Regions from separate parts of the Homo sapiens genome. Here region 2 is linked to region 1. The links are chromatin contacts, found by Hi-C or POLR2A ChIA-PET in ENCODE. All regions are on one chromosome and are shown on one strand. The core of a region is the stretch at or near the end of the contact, and the rest is flanking DNA. Distances in the headings are between cores, read along the strand shown. Region 1 overlaps PCSK6 (proprotein convertase subtilisin/kexin type 6). Region 2 overlaps PCSK6 (proprotein convertase subtilisin/kexin type 6).

Region 1 (3,107 bases), core at 208-2,707:
GCCCGGATGCACGAAAGCAGACAGGGGCGGGGGTCCCCCTGGGGTACCTTCACCGAAGCCCAGAGAGTGCTCACTAAGGACGCCTTTTGAAAGTGCTTGTTTGTGCAAGAATGAAACTTCCATGTTTGATTTCAAGCCAGCTGTGTGCACTGTTCTCTGGGAGACACAAATAAGGAAAGAGGAGCAGCTACTCAAGCTTGTGGGGAAAGTTCTGTCCCTTCACCTGCAGGGCTGATCCAGTCTCAACAGGGGCATTTGAGGGAGATGACAATGGCAGGGTTGGTTGCTTTTCAGTGGGAATGGGAGGGGCCCGTGGAGAGCGGGGGGAGGAGACAGCTCCCCCACCCCCAGCAGTACCCTCCTTGCAAGTCCTGATGAGCCTCCCTTTACCCTTCCCAACTCGAAGGTCTTTCCCAACTGTACCCTTGAGCCCCTGGGCCTTCTGCCTCACACTTGGTTCAGGCAGAAACAGGAAGCAACTAATCAACATCCAATCTCTTCCTGCACCCAGTGCCATCCTCAGAAGTGACTCTTTCTGTACTGGAATCAATTCCAGGTTTTTTCCTCTTATTCTTTCTTCACAGTCTAATTTTCTATCTCGATTTTGGAATAAACATTTTTTTTAACATAGGCATCTTTATTGTTCATCAGAAATTGAAATACATAAGTTTTGAATGATGTAAGATTCAATTTCCAATCTGGGGGTTCTCTGAACACTCAATGTAGGAAAATGTTTATCTAGGGAACATTCTTTGCAATGGAGAAGAGTGAGGGGGAAGCATCCTGTGCTTTCTTCTAAGAAATGGCAAAGGTCAAGGCTGATTTTCACACTCGATGCCAAGCTGAACCCAACACACTGGGGACAGAACAAGGACAAACTGTCTTTTAAGGGCTGAGGTGCTGAGGCACATCAATGGCTTCTTAGTGAAGAACCTGGCAAACTGATAAAGCTGCTAAATTAAGTAAGATGTGCAGTAGGATAGGAGGTCATTGATCCTAAAACACAAATTCTTGATACAATCACAAAATCTGCCTTGGAAAAAAACCAAAGTCCCAAGACTCAGATGACAGCTGGAGTAGCCTCAGGGTAGTTTTTGTTTGTTTGTTTTTTGTTTTTGAGACAGACTCTCTTTCTGTCACCCAGGCTGGAGTGCAGAGGCGTGACCTCAGCTCACTGCAACCTCCGCCTCCTGGGTTCAAGTGATTCTCTTGCCTCAGCCTCCCAAGTAGCTGGGATCACAGGTGCGTGCCACCACGCCCAGCTAATTTTTGTATTTTTAGTAGAGACAAGAGTTGGCCAGGTTGGTCTCGAACTCCTGACCTCAGGTGATCCACCCACCTTGGCCCCTCAAAGTGCTGGGACTACAGGTGTGAGCCACCCTTCCTGGGCTAGGGTAGTTTTTAAAATGCCTGATGGCGCAAGGACAGCACTACCCAGCCAAGGGGTGGCTCCCAATAGGCCTGGCAGGACCTGCCCTCTATTATCCCAAGGGCACAACACTGGGCAGCAGCAGGAGGAGGAAAGTTTCCAGGGAAGGGAAACAGGGCCCCAGGGGAGCGGGAGAGGGGAGGCTGGGGCAGCGGAAGGTTCTTGTGGGTCAGGTAGCCGGACGTAAGCAGGACACGTAGGGCAACCAGGCCCCTGTGCCAGGGATACATATATTATCACACTCAAGTCTTATAACAGTCCTAATGTTTACAGATAAGTGAAGTGGCATTTTCAGAGATGAGGAATAAAGAGAGGCAAAGGGACTGGCTCCTGGGAGCCCAGCCAGGAGTGGAAGAGCAGGGTGTGGGCCAACTCTCCAGGGTCACTGCCACCCGCCTGCCTGCTACCTGCTGCCCCAGCCTCTCAGCCTCACCACAGGCTCTCCGTCAACCTGGGCCATCACCTGGGCCTGCACCCAGCTCTGGCTCTGAGTCAGGGGTCACAAACCTGGGTGCCACTAGGTGTGCGGCTGGAGTGAACGGAGAGCCCGTTGCTGGCCTCAGGGCTGCCAGCACGGAAAACATGGAGCACATGGACACACACTCGCCCACCTGCTCAGCTCCGGCCCAGTGCACGCAGGAACACGGGGCTGGTGTCAGACAGCTTCCAACTTTCCAAGAAATGCCAGAAATGAGGACTTTTAAAATCTTTAAGGTTAAAAAAATAAAATAAAAAACACCACGGGGAGCAACATAGCATCAAAAGCTGCAGCTCGTCCGCTGACACCGAACTGCTCGTGCCCGTGTGAGACCTCCCACAGGCAGAGGCACAGCACGGCCGGGCCTCCCGGCAGGAGGGAGAGGTGCCCCTGTGACACTCGTGCTATGAAAGGAGAATGTGGGATGGGCTGAGCTTGGTGCCAGGGTCTGCCTCAGGGTTGATTCCAGTGCACCGAGGACAAAGCTGGTGCCGGGCCCGCCACCTGCTGCCACCGCTCCAGCTTGCCTGCTGCAGAGAGACCAGGCTGCTGGGCAGTGCTGTGGGGGGCACAGCACAGGCCCCAATCCTCTGGACAATGGCCCTGTCTACCTTGCATTGCTGCTGAGTCAATTACCCTGTCTCATACAAAGTGGTGGGGAGGGGAAGGGTTAAGCAAAGGGCAACCCCCAACTTCTGCCTGGTTCCATCTGAGAGCCTTCGCTAGCCCCTGTTTCTGAATCTCTGCAGCTCCCTATAGCCTACACAAGGGCCACAGCCTCAGGCAGGTCACCAAAGGAGTCAAGTGGGCCCAGAGTGGGCAAGGGGACCACACCCCAGAAGACAGAGCAGGCCTGGTCCTGGGGGGCTTCCTGCAGATGATGTGGGCACAGTGCCAGTCCTGGTTTTTGAGAGAAGCTGGAAATGCTGATTTGTCCATGAAATTTCTTTACTCTCTCTACCTCTTAGCTAGAAAGAGACAGAAGGTACCAGAATACCCTGGCCCCTCTTAAGTTCCCATAAACACCTTCATTCTAATTACCTGTAAGTCATATATTTGCATCAATGTATTTCCCCTTGTTTCTAAGTTTGTTAAAGAAATGACTCCATAGCCTCCCAAAAAACCATGTGCGAAGCTTTGGAATTCCCAGCCCCTGAGCGCAAGAGAAGTTGGCAGAGAGCAGCCTGGGAGCACCTTCCC
Region 2 (3,107 bases), core at 253-2,752, 100 kb after region 1:
AGTAGTAAATGAGATCAAGCCCTCAGAGCAGTTTCTTGCCCAGTAAGAGTTTGTCATCCTTGTCATTGTCACCATCATCATCATCGTCACAGCACCAGCCCTGGATGGTCCATCTTCATATTCACTGTGTGAAAACAGTGAGCCCCACTTTGTTTAAGCCACTATCATCTACTTTTTGCATCTGAATACATTCCTAGCTACTGTTTGATGATGCTCTGGAATTGGGTGACATCCAGCATATTATTCCTTAGCAGGATGCAAACTCTCCATTTCCAGCAGGAGCTTTTAGATTACTGGTTAAATAAAATCACAGAAATCTGATGCTTCCAAATTTCAGCTCTCGTGTCAGAAGGTGGGCCATGACTCCAGGACTCCACAAACACCCAGAATTGTATGGCTCCTCCAAAATCCAATAAAGAACCATCCCAGGCAAAATGTCCATGAAGGAGACAGCAGTTGGTACTAATAACTGGGAGTGGCCATCCACGTCCTTGATGCTGGGCCAGTGGTCACAGTATGGACTGCTGTTAGGTATCCACACAGGAAGGCACAGCTCTCTCTAGGATCAGCATGGAGTGTGCCCGTCAGGCAAGGAGACAGACCTCACATCTGCACTAGTGATGACAGCTCGTCTCACGGAGGTTTAAGTTTATGCTGCAATCCTCACAACAGCTGGATATAGAATTCTATTTTGGCAATGATTGTTGCAATCATATTTTACAGGTGAATGATTTGACATTCAAGGATGTCAGAGGTCCCCAGCTGTTGATCAAGGTGTCGTCGAAAGTGCTGGGATTCGTACCCAGCTCTTCTGATCTCAAAGTTCTCATTTTGTCACTAGCTCTTTTTGCAAGAACTACTAGATCAAAATAGCGCTATGAGAAACACGTGTTTTTTTAGGCATTCTGGGGAAATTTGACTATTACAGGGAGAAAAAACACTCCCACCTTTGCCCTCCCATTCTAGAAGAGCCTTACAACTCCTGCTCATTTAATTAAGATGGTCAGTTTTCTGTACAATCCATCCCAAGTGATGCCCAGAGCAAGAAAAGCTGGGGGAGAGGATAATAATCCAGCCTCTCCAGGCACTTCAGTCTCTTGGGAATGAAGACAGTGAGCATTTGTAGTTTACAGGCAAATGCACGTGTGTAGAGAGCTGCTACATGCCCTGCGTGACTGTGTGCAGGCGAGAAACCATTCCTTCATAAGCTTCTACGCTGGCTCCAAGATGCCGACATGGGTGAAGTGCCGAGAGACCCTCCGTCTGTCATCTTAACCCCAAGTTTTATTTTCTTTCATCTTTAAGAGAGAATCCTTAGTTAATTAATTTCAGGCAAGAGGGTCCTCTTTTGCGTCAGTGGTGGTGGGCACGAGCCCCGAAGAACATGCCAGGCAGGCGAAGGACTGAGCAGGGGTGTCCACACGCTGCTGAATGGAGCGGCTAGAGCCGGGTGCCTCGCTGGGAGCCGGTGAGGACGGTGTGCAGGCTGGAAATGTCCCAGCTGCTGAATCATGGCTCAGCAGTTTGTCTCCTAGTTTGGCTTAACTTCTGCCTTTTCCATCCTAAGCTTTTCAAATCGGCCAACACAAAAGGTAAAAGAAACAGTGGATCTGAAATCTTCTCCGTGACACTTTTTACTAGCTTTAAATTCCTACTTTAAAAATAGTGCTTTCCTAGTCTGACTCCAAGGCCTGACGCTGGAAGGACGTGCTGTTTCTCTCTCATCCAGTGCTAATGATAATCGCCGTGATGATATCAATATGACTGGCAACAACACGCGCTGAGTGCTCACTTCGGGACTGGCATTATTGCAAACATTCAGTTGTTGGAGGTGCTTCTAACTGCCATTTTTTTTGAAGAAAGAGCTGAACCATTCCAACTCAGGGATCAAACGTCCCTTGTTTTGTACACAGGAGGTGAGGTACTGTGCTGGCTGCCAGAACAAGGCAGGCGAATTATGCCTGTTCACATATTTTACCATAGTTAATATATTTTATTTCACCAATGTCTCTTAAAGCACATTAAACATTTAATTAGTTTTATTTCCTTTTACAACAATGACATCTTATTTATCTGTCTTTATAATGTAATTAGTGTAATATCTGTATGTGTTTTCCCCTTGAGTCAGCTTAACACTTTCTCCTTTTCATTATGAAATATTTTGTTTCCTTCCAAGTTTTCTGCTAACCAAGTCCTTACTTTATTTAATTCACTTTCCCCATACACTGTGCTGTAAGATTATTTTATTTCAGAAAAATGTCACATCTTCCTCTTGGTACTAAGATTCTCTTCTCATTTTACCATTTTTCCCTATTTTAGTTTAATGTCCTTTCATTTCTATTATGTGTTATGTGTTCCAAGTTTTACATCCCTCCGGCATTCATTTTAATAGAATTAGGAGAATCTATAAATAAAAGTAGCTCCTTAGAATAATGCTTTCATTCTTCTCTTCTCTCCCCACCCCCACTTCTCCAACGTGCCCTAAATTTACCAGCAGCTTCTCCTAGGCCGGGGTTCTCCCACAAGGAGTCTGACCGCTGTGTCTTTGCTGCATTTGCCCTGGTACATCCCCGGGGTTACACAGGATCAGGATTCCGACATAGGACGCCTGTCCGTTAGGACTCTGTAGGGAATGGCTGTGGTGCTGCCCTTCAATTCAACAACTCGAGAGGCTGAAAATTCTACACAAAGTCAGCAATTCAAATTCTGAAACTAGAGAAACACTGCGGAGCAAGACCGAGAAGATAATTAGCAGGCAAGCAACCCAGCCTACCTTGCCGTGCCAGGGGTGTCTGCGGCTTATCTCTCCTCCTTCTCTCTCCTCCGCAGGAAGGTCCTTAAACCACGGACTCTGCTCATTTACATTTACTGGGAAGCTTCTCCCTGGGGCTGAAACTCTGCCTGGGGAAAGCCTAGCAAGTTAGTGGCTCAGAGAGCCACAGTAATCCTTTCAGATGCCAGTGTAGCCCCAGAACATCCTCTACAAAAGCAAATGCCCCTGAACCCAGATTCCAGGAGATTTCTTTGATGACATCATTTGCCCTACTAAATCCCTAGAAAGGCTTCTAATCCTCATCTCTAAACATAAATTTATGATTATGTCTTCA

Evidence for each region. Hi-C counts contacts between places; a loop is a spot of excess contacts on that map. ChIA-PET counts read pairs that join two places held with the same protein, here RNA polymerase II (POLR2A). Pooled maps may share reads with other maps.
Region 2: a loop to region 1 is called in a pooled map, with 2.6 times the contacts of the local background. The contact joins two enhancer-like sites. A Hi-C loop is called at or near these places in 3 of 50 pooled maps. POLR2A ChIA-PET finds 5 or more read pairs at or near these places in 2 of 52 experiments (MCF 10A and activated CD4-positive, alpha-beta T cell).

Annotation. Positions count from the first base shown.
Region 1 is chr15:101,366,726-101,369,832 of GRCh38, forward strand. The region is part of intron 12 of PCSK6 (proprotein convertase subtilisin/kexin type 6); the gene reads right to left. Among named protein-coding and RNA genes, the nearest start is that of PCSK6-AS1, 34 kb to the left of the region's middle. Within about 2 kb of position 1,458, at least 3 of the 41 ENCODE cell types and tissues checked have a DNase peak (open chromatin) inside an H3K27ac peak, as active enhancers do.
Region 2 is chr15:101,468,214-101,471,320 of GRCh38, forward strand. The region is part of intron 1 of PCSK6 (proprotein convertase subtilisin/kexin type 6); the gene reads right to left. It overlaps LOC124903566, which reads right to left. Exons shown (of 2, transcript XM_047433427.1): 2 at 1-3,107. Among named protein-coding and RNA genes, the nearest start is that of PCSK6, 20 kb to the right of the region's middle. RefSeq lists an enhancer at 1,069-2,268. Within about 2 kb of position 1,503, at least 3 of the 41 ENCODE cell types and tissues checked have a DNase peak (open chromatin) inside an H3K27ac peak, as active enhancers do.